Linked DNA regions of Mus musculus: region 1 is linked to region 2. A link is a contact called in ENCODE Hi-C data. All regions are on one chromosome and are shown on one strand. The core of a region is the stretch at or near the end of the contact, and the rest is flanking DNA. Distances in the headings are between cores, read along the strand shown.

Region 1 (6,226 bases), core at 1,489-3,988, 3.6 Mb after region 2:
ATAATACTTACTGCACTTCCCTGGTACTGAGAAGGTGTCTGGAAAAGCAACTGGGAGCTGAGATGGGAGCAGGCACCGCAGTTGAAAGGCGGTGCACATAGATGTGCACAGTGTAATCAGCCAGGGTTGAGAGTTCATCTAAGGACACTCACACACTGGTCTGCAAGGGGCATGTTCTAAGCCTTAGGTGGCATCATTATGGTCAACTAAGGCAGAGTGATGTGGCTATGACATCATTCTATGATACAATCTGATAGAGTCACAACTAGAAATATAGACCAGTGTTGAGTAAAATACCCTTATATGGTTCGTGCTACAGAATGAAAATGGGGTAAGCAAAACTCTCCCCTGTCCCTCTGTACTCCCCAGTGTGTGTGTGTGTGTGTGTGTGTGTGTGTGTGTGTGTGTGTGTGTGACTGGTATTTGGAGAACTGTCTATCTGTCCACTAAAACATTAATAATAAGGCAATGAGGGTACCTTATTTTACTTGATACTTTAGACTTCTGAAAATAAGGATTTCTTACAAGATTAACAAGGTAACATGATTAAAGTTGTCACTGGTTTTATTAAAATGGGTTTTAGAAGCAGAGGAAGGCTCAGAGAAAAAGTGGATCAGAGGGGAGGCCAGGAAGCAAGCAAGGTGGAAGAGAATATGAAAGCCTGAAGAGGGGCCATGGAGCACAGAGGGCAGTGTGTGCTGGGGACCATCATCCTGTAGGGACAGTGATGGTCAGGATGCCCCTGGGGACAGTCTGACTCTCTCTCTCTCTCTCTCTCTCTCTCTCTCTCTCTCTCTGTCCTGGAGTGTTCTGTATCTCTGGGTTTTCTTGCCCAATGAAGGGCATGGTGAATGGGAACAGGGTGGTCTTTGGTGGTGAGCAAAAAGAGGGACAGAGGGCAAAAATAGGGAGCCAAAGACCCAGGCTCCCAGGCACCAAGCCACTTGGAGAGAAGGTACAGGAAGACTGCCTTTTGGAAGAACCTCCAAAATGGCCTCCCAGTCCCTAAATTTTCAGTCCCAGGGCATATAGATGTATTAATACACCCGGTTGGGAACCTAACTCACTGATATTTATATTCCCCCTCTGCCTGCCTACCTGTCTGTCTGTCTCTGTCTCTGTCTCTCTCTGAGTGTATGTGTGTGTGTTGGGGGGGGGGGGGTGTGCACACGTGCGCATACACATGCATGAGCCAGGGATAAAGTGGGATCCTGGTTACACTGTCCTCTACCAGAAAGGTCAAGCAAGCAACTATAATTATTCCAAGGAACATCACTCCCCGCCAGCAGAGCTAAAATCACAGCTTCCTAACCTGGATGCCTCCCACAGACGGGAATGGCCCCGAATCTCTGGATGCTCGCTAACAGAGTGGCAGCGGATGAGTCCGCACAGTTGCTCTGCTCTCCTTGGCCCATGTGGAGCCTCTGCTCAGTATGTTTCCTCTGCCCCCCCCCCCGCGCCCCAATCCTAGGAGCCGGAATGATCCCCTTTTACTCCCAGAATCCAGTCACCCCATTGTACCCATCAAAGCACCCGGGGCCCGGAGAGCAAAGGGTCTTGCTGAAAGGCACAATGTGAAATGACTAGAAGCCCACCAGGGGACACCCCTCTCCTCTCAAAACCTTCCCTGAAGAGAGCCACTGTTTCTCAAACCTGCCTGTGGAGGGGAAGCAGGATCCGAGCAAGGTTTCCTGTCTGGGCTGAGAGTGAAAGGGTAGCCACATAAGGCTTCAAAGAGCCCTGGCCTCGCCAAACTGGCTGCACACAGCCTGACAGAGCCGGGGCCAGCGCTCCCGCCCTCCTCTGCTCTGCAGCCAAGGCCATTCATTCTCTCCCTTCCTCCCAGGAGCACCAGGAGGCCAGGGAATGGGACTCAGCTTCCCCAGCAACCGAGAGCCATGCCACCCAAGGCGTGAGCTCTGGGAATACGTCCTGCCTCCTCACACTGACTGCCTCAGCAGGCGGTGGGCAGTGCCCGACCTGCCTTTCAGGCTGCAGCAGGATTTGAACTCGAGAGTGGCTTCCTTGGCTTCCGAGCTAGAAAGAAATATAGATCATAGATGGGGAACCTGAGCTTCAAATATCAAGGCCAGATTATGGCAAAGGCATGATCCACTCTGTTCCTGTAGTTCCCTGCCTGAAGGCATCTACAGCTAGGAAATCTCTCTTTCCTAGAGAAGAGGCACAGAGGGAAAGAAAGCCCAGCCTTCAGAGTCTCTACTAGCTCGAGCATTATCTTTGAGCTGGACTAGCGTTGGTTGTGCACTCTGGGAGGAGATTTTGAGTCAGAGGCTAAGCCTGTCGAGGGGTCTGTGTGGTTCAGATCTGTTCTAACGTCCAGGTTTCCGTGTTTGCCCGGACGGCTCTTGCGCCCTGAAATCGGTGCACTCTAGGACGTGTTCACCTTAGGGTCTGTGCGTCCCTCGGATTCTTTGCAGAGCACCTCCTATCTGGTGCCTGGAGCGTCTGAGCACGCGTCCCAGGGGAGCTCGTCCCCACGGAGGAATCTATGCGTTCCAGCTCAGCGTTCCCGGGTTCCGTGCCCGTTATTGCACTGGGCACCCGGATTCCGCCAGGCTGCCCAGACACGCAACTGACCTTGTCAGGTATCAGAATGACGAGTGGAAGCATCAGGATCGGGGTGAAGAGCAAAATCGCAAAGGACTTGAACTTGGTCACACAAGTCTTCGCCGAATCCATCGCGTGAAAGGGAGACTGACTGGAGGGAGAAAAGATTGCGAGGCAGCTAGAAGCTTCACGAGCTTAAAAGGGGGACGCGCGGTCCCACCGGATTGGGGGCGGCTACAACTCCGCCCCCCATTGCCAGGCCTCCCTGCGGTCCTGGGGCGGAGCCACCCCTCGGGGTCTGTGGGGAGTGTCTGTCCCAGGACTCTGCCACCCCGCGGCAGAGTGAGGCGTTTGCAGATTTCAGTGCTTGGCACCAGCCCTCTATGGAGAGGACTGGACCCTGGCACCTCACCACTTGCCAGCCCGTTGGCGCTGCTCTGGTCCTCAGTACCATGCAGGGTGTGCCGGTCATTCTGCCAGCTTAAGCGTGAGGACCCTTTGTGTACTCTCACCTGCTCTCTCCTGGACTCCGGAATGTCCCAGATGAAAAACACCAGCCTGTAGGATTCTCAGGCTTCTCTCTCCAAAGCGTTCTCCTTCTCATCCCTATCCCGGAGGGGCGTCTCCTAGAGGCGATGGCCGAGCCCTGCGCCACCGCGGTCTTCTCACCTCCAAGATCCGCTGGCTTCCTCCTAGCGTTAGCCCGACTCTAGACATAGAACCCATTTCCCTCCTCGTGCCGTCTCCTACCCAGCGCACCGTAGGCGCTCTAGAGGGACCGCTAAGGAAGGCGGTCACTGTCCTCGCAGACCGAACGACTTTTACCCTCCAGCGAACGCGCTTGCGCAGGCCGGCCGTCTTTGCCCAGGCGCGGGTAGTTGCTGCCGCCCACTTACCAACCACCTCGCTAGTACCATTTTATGGTGGGAGACGGGGCCTTAGAAAAGAGGGGGCATAATCCTGCCAACCATCATCGAGGCATTCGTTCATTCATTAATCCTCCCCTTAACAGACCTGTGTGTAGTACCTGCTGTGCTAAGTCCTGTTTGGGACACCAACACAAGAGGGTGCAATGACATTATTGACACTTCGGTGAGTTCTTTCTCTTCTGCCTGCCTCTCATTCTCCTCTGGGGAGTCTTATCCACAGGCTACTTGACACATGGCTGAGTCCAGATTCCTGTACAGTCAGCTCTCACCACTGATCAAGATGCTATCTAGTTGCTGACATGGTTAGCGTGTTTACGACTAGGATGGCTGCTTCTGTTCTAAACATGGAAACCATCGGCGTACTCTGAACTATATACAACAGAGACCGACTATTAGCACGGCACTTACACTGTGTGTTAGGTGTTGCAAGCAATCCAGAGATGAAGTAAAGAATAGGTTATATGCAATTGCTACGAATTATATGAGACTAACCTCTCCTCCCTCTTCTCCACCCCTAGCCCTGCCACCACCACCACCAGGAAAGAACTACTGAATTCCCCACCTTCTCAGCCTGTGAATGTCGAAGGCCCTAAAACAGAACACACATTTGTATCAAGATTTTTGACTCTGTTCCTGTGACCTGCCTGTCACCTTGCCCTCAAGTCTGCAACTGCCTTCTTCAGGCCCTCTCTATTTTCGGTTTGTTTGCTTGTTTGCATCTATGTGGCCCTGGGCCCATCCCTTCCCCCAGGGCAATTAAAACTAGAGTTCCTGCTTTGGGGTGTGTGTGTGTGTGTGTGTGTGTGTGTGTGTTTCAAGACTCTATGTGTATGAGTATTTTGCATGCATATATATGTGTGTATCATTTGCATGTCTGATAACCCCAGAGTCAGAAGAGAGTGTCAGAGTCCCTGAAACTGAAATAATAGACAGTTGGGAACAGCCATATGGGTTCTGGGAAATGAACCCAGGTCCTCTTCCAGCAAGAAGAGTGAGTCCTGCTGTTAACCATGGAGCCAGCTTTCCAGCCTTTTGGAGTTTTTATTTAATCTTCGTTTTATTTATCACCATGTGCCCACTTAACACCCTTTACCAGGCCTCATTCAGGACGTTCACTCAAAGTCTGGGATCTACGATGCTGGTCAACCATTCTGCTGTAATTTAAGTGCTTTAAAGTCTATAAAGTGTGCGCTGCAGCTAAATGCCTGAATCCATACTCTGTCCCTGTGTGGCCTTGGTGGATGTTTCCATTCTGGATTCATCTTCTCATATATAGAATCAGATCAACTTTGATTCCCAGTAGTCGTTTTAAGACCCCCAAGTCAATGTTCTGAGTGTTTAAAGTAGCTCTGTGGCTTACAGTCAGCCATCAGTGGCATTCGCCCTTGCAATAATATGGGACACACTGTGGGTATCCTTGGGCAAAAGATCTTCCAAGTTCGAGGAAGGCTTCATAGAGGGGGGCAGCATTTGAGTGGAGACTTCAAGGTAAAGAATTTGCCAGGGAAAGCTAGTCAAAACCATCACAGAGTGTTCTCTCAAACATGGAGCTCAGATTTAAACTGTGTGTGTGTGTGTGTGTGTGTGTGTGTGTGTGTGTGTGTGTATTAACATATAAGGGGTCGTGAGACCAGGAAGATGCTGGAGGAGAAGGAGCACTACCAGAAGTGGAAAGAGAGCAACAGGATCCATAATGTGACATAAAAGTAGAAGGGAGGACTGTCTGGGAAGGGAAAGGAACCATGGGGCGGGGCGCCGCACAGAGAAGGCGACAGGGGAAGGGACAAACAGAAACAAACGGCACACATGCATGAAGATGCCATCTTGAAACCCAGTACCCTGAATGCTCACCCAAAAATCAGTCAAATGTAAACTTCCAAAGGCAGTTTATCCAAGGTCATTCAGGGATGTTGGAAACTAGTGTCACAACAGCAAAACACAAGTCAATGAAGAGTCCGTACCAGGTTCAGGGACGAGCAGACTACCACACAGCTTTTACATGGGTACTGGGAACAAAACTCAGGTACTTAAGCTTGAGCAGCAAGCACTTTACTGAGCCATCTCTCCAGCACCCCGTACCCCACCTTGCAAGGGATTTTTAAAAAATCCAAATATTCAAGCAAAAAAGAAAGTAATCAGGAATAAAGATTATTTTAGAAAACAGTGGATTTTGTAGAAATCTATCTGAATCACTGGATACTATTTTGATCTTAAAACTGTACTAAAAGCTGTACTTAATGTCTTTTAAAAAGATGTTCCATTTATTTTAGTTACATGTACGTGCGTGTTGGCATGTGTGAGTGTGCGCGCATGTGCCCAAGGAGGCCAGCAGAAGTGTCAGGTTCCCCCTGGAAGTTGAATAACACATGCTTGTGAGGCACCCAAAGTATATGGGAACTAAACGGGGGTTCTCTGAAGAGTGGCAAGCATTCTTAACTGCTGAGCCGACTCTCCAGCCACTCACTCTCAACTGAAAATAATAGCTCTCAAAATATGAATTCAAACATTAAGATGCATTTATTGAACTCCCAAATTGTTAACTGAAAATAATACTCATGATGCACATAGAATTGTTTGGGGAATCTTTGGTTGATAACAGTTTATACCGTGTGATCATTTTTGCCTCCTTCCTGCCGAATCATTTCATACCATTTTAATCTTAAGACTAACATACCAAAAGTCTACTGTTAGAACAAGAGTTTTAGAATGAAGTGCTTCACCAGTTTGGC
Region 2 (6,083 bases), core at 1,134-3,633:
GAACTTTTGCTTTTAGAAGTAGAAACAGCCTACGTCACCAGCTAATATTACTACAGACAAAGACAAGGGTTTCCTTTCCTTCTTCATAGTGAACTTGTACAATAGAAAAAAAGCAGTTTTCTACCTATTAATCCATGATGTCACTATTTTTATACAGTAACTCACCCAGTCAACATATTCATTCAATAAGTGAATCCTTCCAGGATACAGCTATAGCTTCCTTTTAGAGAGGAGATAATTTGTCAAATATTAATATACAGTATATAGAGTTTGTAGGTATAGTGGCAGAGCTGCATTCAGAGCCTGATTCTAAACCCTATGTTCCCTTTGTTCTGGTGAGGGCTAGAATTGGAGAAGCCTGTGGGGGCATGGATGGCGGGAGACTGGGGGTTGGGGTGGGGCTACGTGTGAAGATGAGGGAGAAGAAGGAAGCAAAGAGGCAGATCAAGGGAACTTAGGAAGAACTCTTAAGTGGCGGGCTGAAGCATGGGTGGGCAGGAGAGAGACTTGGAGCCTGTTACTCTTTTAATTCTCCTCCCATCCAGGCAGACATGTATGGACATTTTACTCTGCAGATCCTGTTTGATCCCAGAAGAAAAGTGGGACCAGGCCCGATGGGTACTTGGATGGGAGATAACTGGCGGATGAAAACCTGGAAGAGACCCCAGAGCTAGAAATGCGCTTGGGGACAGTTTGCTATTGAGTTCTCATCAAGACAAATGTCCGTGTGAGTTTTAGTTCTGGTGAACTTCTTGTTCTCTCTCTCTAATGGTCCCCTGAGTTTGTTGTAAAATTATGAGGTTTCAAATTATGAGAAACCACGGATCTGATGGCTTATTTGAGCCGTTTGTATGGATGCTCTGAGCATGGAATATAGCATTTAGAAATGACTTCATTGGGTAACAAAGCTTAGAGTCATGCCTTTGAGATGGCTGAGTCTTTTCTAAATCCGGAAACGTTTATAAGAGGGCTATCATTGACACGTTATACTAACTTATACTTCCTCGGTAGACTTCACAAGGATAGAACTCTTCATGTAGTGCCAAAGTCACAAGACACCTGGAAGGGGGCAGCCACCCTAGTGGGCATGTGGGGTTGGAGACCAGATGCACCTGGACAAAGGACAAAGAATTCTCACTTCCCCCGGAAGGGCTCTGCATTCAGCTGCCTTGGAGATTTCTCTGAATTCCACCAACCCTTTCTTATCACTTCCTGCCTTGTTTTCATTTTTTTTCTCACTTTAAAAAAAAAAATCAGTCTAGAAGTTTCTCAGGCATTTACAAAGTATCCATTAAAACACACACATATATACAATACTAAATACATAAAATCCTGAGGCAGTTTTAAAATAAAGTATTTTATATTTATCTTTTTATAAGAACAATAATCCATTTGGCTCTTGTGATTTTTTTACTTTATTATATTTATACATGTATAATTAAGAGTTGACTAGATTCTGCAGACATTTCATTACATTTTTTTTTTAACTTCAATTTTCCAGTTTCCTTATTTTGGAAGCCCACTCCCACCTGAGGTCCATGAACCTTTCTAAGGCACTTGAACCACTGGTTCTTTAGCCCTAGGGGCTATGACAACAGCACAGGAATCCTGCAAGCCCTACCCAGTTCCTCTTCCATAGAGAGCTGGAATGAATGAGTGAGTGAACAAATGAAGTCGCTCTCTGGTCTTCTCTGCCAGGCCCGTTTGCTTCTCGTATTTTTGGAATCTCAGCCCTGCCTAAGAGGCAGAGCAAGCAAACATCCAACTGCGGCGGGTCACGAGAGGAAGGAAGCATCAGTAAGGGGGGACTCCGGCCGCCACAGGGTTGCAGCCCGGTCAGGACAGAGCTTTAGCGCCCAGCCCGAGAGGCTCCCCTCCCCCACTGCAGGTGAGCCGCAAGCAGCGGCTCCCACCCACTGAAGCTCCAGGGTGACGTCAGGCCTCAGGACCGCGCTCCGGCCCCGCCCCTGCAGGCAGCTCCGGGAGCTGGCGATTCCTCGGCGAAAGCCGGTCCCGCTGAGGGACCCAGTGGCTGCGGCAAGCCTACGGGCCGCAGAACGCTCGAGTGGGTTGCAGCGGCGGCCCGACGCAATAGAGAGACGTGACCAGTGGGAGCTGGTGACTTGTGCTGCGGTACACCTGCCCCACTGTCCACCCAGCCCTGACTAGCGCAGCGCGCACACCCCAACAAGATCGGCGATCTCTGCCTCGCGGGATCGCCAGGCTCCTAGTTTCAGCTGTCCATCTCCCTCCAGAGTCAGCCAATCACCCGCCACTGCCCCGGCCGCACCTCCCGGAGTCTCTGACAGGCGTGAGTAGCAGCCTATGAGATTGGGAGTCTGTGGGTCTAGGTCGGGAGCGGGAGCCAATGAGCATCATTCCAGGTGGGTGGAGGGAGCGGGACTTGGGAAGGTAGCTTCGTTCGGGTTGCTAACGTCTTTCCTGGGAGATGGGCGCGCAAACCGACCAGTGGGTCTGGGGGCGGCAGTGATGGGCGTGGAGATGGCCCAATGAGGGTGGGAGTGGGTGGGGCAGGCGCGAGCAGCAGTGCTAAAGGAGCCCGGCGGAGGCAGCGGTGGGTTTGGAATTGAGACGCTGGATCTGTGGTCGCTGCTGGGGACGTGTGCCGGCGCCACCATCTTCGGCTGAAGGTGAGACGAGCAGTTGCCCGGGTCCGAGTGCGGCGTTCCGGGAGTGGGGACGGTTGAGGGAACAGGAGGGGAGGAACCGGGGCTGGGGAACTGGGCGAGCCTGGAGCACAGAGACGGAGCCCAGGCGGGAGCTGGGAAAGGGAGACTGGGCAGTGGAGAGCGGAGCTTGTGGAGATGACGAGACCCCAGTGTATGGAGATGAAGAGACCCCTGGAGGGGTGGGAAATGGGGTCCTTGAGAATGAGACCTCTTCATGGATCAGGGCCAGGTCATACGTGAGGACGACTCTTGAAAGGGATGAGAATGGAGATCTGGGGATGGGGATGTAGGGACCAACTCCTGGTTGCATTGGATCCCTGGAAGCGTGGGGTTGGGAGGTGAGTGCCCTAATAAGAGGCCGGAGGCGCCCGGCGTGTCTATCTCCTTTTAGGAGAGGACTGAGTCCTGGGATGTGATCTTGGTGCTGGGGGCCCAGGAAGGAAAGGGGACCCTGGGTGGGTTGCACCGTGGGTTAGGTGGAGTTAGATTTCCCCGGGTGCGACTGAAAGGTTCTCCGAAGACTCAGAAGGCGGACCCTGGATCTGTGCGGTTTAGGGACCAGTGGCCTGAAACTGCATGGTCTTGGGAGCATGCGACGGATGAGAGGCTCCAGAGCTGGTCTCGGGAAGGAGGGCTGGAGCTAGACCTCATGCCACGCTCGCTGGGGACCGTGGTGGACCGGGAGGTGGACACCGGGCGAGGCCTGGGCCGTTGGGGAGAACGAGGCGGGAAATGTGGCCCGGGCGCGTTGTAGCGGAGCGGCCGGGGGGAGGGTCAGCCGTCGCCTCTGGATCGCTTTATTGTGTAAGTGATCTGGTAATGGCTCGCCGCAGAATCTCTCCCTAGCCTTCTGTAGTTAGGGTGTCATACTCTGATCCTATAAAATCGAAGTGGATTTGGGTCGGAGGGAAGTTGAAGCTGTGGAGTCCTTGGCGTTGGCGGGGCTTTGTGGGCCTTTGGTGGGCGGATGCGGCCCAGGGACCCGAGAGGCCCCCAGTCAGGCCTCTCTGGGAACTGGGGCCTTAGGAGGTGGCCAGTCGGTGCGTCTGACCTGAACTGGTGAGGTTTGGGTAACGGGGTCTCTGCCTACGACCGTTATCTCTTGTTTCTTGGGGCCTCTGCAGCTCTCTTCAAGATCACTGCGGTGGATGGAAGGGGGTGGGGTAGATTGGGGTGGGGTAAGGGAAAAGCAGGCGGAGTAGATCCAGACTGCGGATGGAACAAAGACTGCTGTTTTTGCTGAATAAAATAATACTAAATATAATACTTTAGCTATGCTAAGATTTTGATTTTATTTTTTTCAAACATTGAAACTAAGGATGGTTTGGGTGAGGTTTAATTATTCCTGATAGTATCTGACTCTGGAAAACTTTATAATCTATTCATTGTTCCATCTCCTATATTAATCTGCCTCAATTAACTATTCTTGTAGCCCCGTGCATTTGATGTTTAAGTATGCCCTGTCTGTCTCCGGTTTTGGAAAAGTGGCCATTTTATGTATCTCTTTACTTCTGCATCTTAAATTCCGTTCTTCCCGTCCTTATCGGCAGAAAGCATATGGTGCAATTGTGTGATATACCACACGCTTTTGCGGCAAAAGGAGGTGACCTGTGAGTGCTGGGCTATGTATTGGGGCTCCGTAGGGAAATCATGACAATGAAGAGACTGGATAGAGAGGGAGATGGAGGAGAATTTGAAGGGCACGTTGTAGGGTGAAAGACTCTCCCCTTCAGCGTTTGATGTACATTGTTATCACACATGAGAAATTAAATCCCTGCTTTGAGATCCAAGTTTTGGAAGTATTTTACTAATGGAAGCTAGTGCAGGGCTTCATAGCAATCTTGCTTTTTGCATTAGTGATTGTTTGGTTAAGTAGAATTTTGATAAATGGAGAGATGTGTGCAGTCCTGTAATGCCAGTGGCCTCGGTGGTAGATAGCAATTTCACAGACTGGGGCAGTTCTCATTTAGTTCATCCGTTTTGGAAGCATCCTCTAAGATGGATAATTTGTCACTATTTCGTTTGCTTTTCTATATTCGTTGGTCATAAAATTGAATTGTTTTCATCTGCCCACACCTACCTTGGGTGTTGGGAGGCAGCTGAGAATTTTGCTAGGGGGCATTTCATTGGAAGTAAAAAATGACCTGGGTGGATGTCCCAGGGGTGGTCCTCTACAGCCTATGTAAGGGATGGGAACTTTAGCTCTATAGGAGGCAAATTCATATAGACACTGATTAATGATTTAATTATGACTAGTTATTTCGGTGGCACCAGCACTTCCAGACCTTCTGCATGTCTGTCTATTACAGACATTCCTTCCCCCCCCCCCCACTTCTTTCTTAAATGTAGGCATTCTCCTTCAAAGTATAAAGTCTTTGCCAGACTGTACTAATGTGCCCATTGACTAAACCTATAATCTTTAACTCGTTATTGATAGACAGGCTATTTAAATTTGATAGCATGGTATGGATACTACCTGTCCTCTGAAATTTCTTCCCTTACCAGTCCACTTTTGTTGTTTTAGCTTGGTCTCTGGGCTTAGGAGGACCACCTCTGCTACTTGTGACCTCTGCTGTGTGACCTTGGGCAAGTTATTTGTCTATTTTCAGAATTCTTCATTTGTAAAACAGAGTTATTAATGGAAGCTATCTTGTGCCCCTCTTGTGCAGATTAAGACCTTGATATACATGCATATATATAGAACAGTTTCTGGATGTAATTAGGGATGTATAACAAGATTATTTGTTTTAAAAAAAACTGTGGTATTACCCTTTCAGCAAGGCAAAATATTTGCAAGTGGTACATGTTAAATACCATTGTAAAATCAGATCTAATACCAAATGTGCAGTGGAGTGAAAAAATACAATGTACTTGGCAAACAAGCAGAGAAACTAAGGAAAACATCTTTACTGACCTTATGAACTCTATGAATTAAGCAGCTCCAGGAGCACAACCTACCTGCTAAGTAAGCCTTGTGGTGCCCTGCTAGGTAGGTCGAGGAGTTGGCCAGAAGGGCGGGCAGCAAGGAGAGTTAGGAGAAGGAAGGATTGAATTGCCAGACTGACCTGGAAAGAAGGCGTGAAAGGGTAGCATTTGGGTCAGGAGGGAAGGCTTTTGGTTGTGGGAAGTTGAAGTGAATTATAAAGATGGGGGCCATTTATATCAGGTAGGTCTGGATTCTTTGCCCTGTACCAGGGACCAGGCTAACTGACCAACACCACACAGCGAGGAACAGGTAACTGTCCCCATAGGGTTTAGTGCAAAAATGTGGATGTATTAAAAATACAAATAATTTGTAATCTACTACTCAACTCTTAGACCCAAAGAATTGACTCCATTTAAAAAATAGATGAAGTTGGGCATGGGGGCACACAGCTGCCATCTTAGAATTTG

The links. A loop is a pair of places that touch in the nucleus more often than their neighbours do.
Region 1: a map of T-helper 17 cell shows a loop between it and region 2 (4-fold over the local background). The contact joins the promoter of Slc13a5 here to the promoter of Myh10 in region 2. A Hi-C loop is called at or near these places in 4 of 37 maps with a recorded cell type or tissue (T-helper 1 cell, T-helper 17 cell and regulatory T cell).

The regions. Positions count from the first base shown.
Region 1 is chr11:72,263,866-72,270,091 of GRCm38, forward strand. Slc13a5 (solute carrier family 13 (sodium-dependent citrate transporter), member 5) reads right to left here and starts at 2,739. Exons shown (of 12, transcript NM_001004148.4): 1 at 2,599-2,739. The coding sequence starts at 2,700. It overlaps 1700051A21Rik (RIKEN cDNA 1700051A21 gene), which reads left to right and starts at 2,979. Exons shown (of 2, transcript NR_045922.1): 1 at 2,979-3,660; 2 at 4,016-4,691.
Region 2 is chr11:68,689,532-68,695,614 of GRCm38, forward strand. Myh10 (myosin, heavy polypeptide 10, non-muscle) reads left to right here and starts at 2,384. Exons shown (of 41, transcript NM_175260.2): 1 at 2,384-2,651.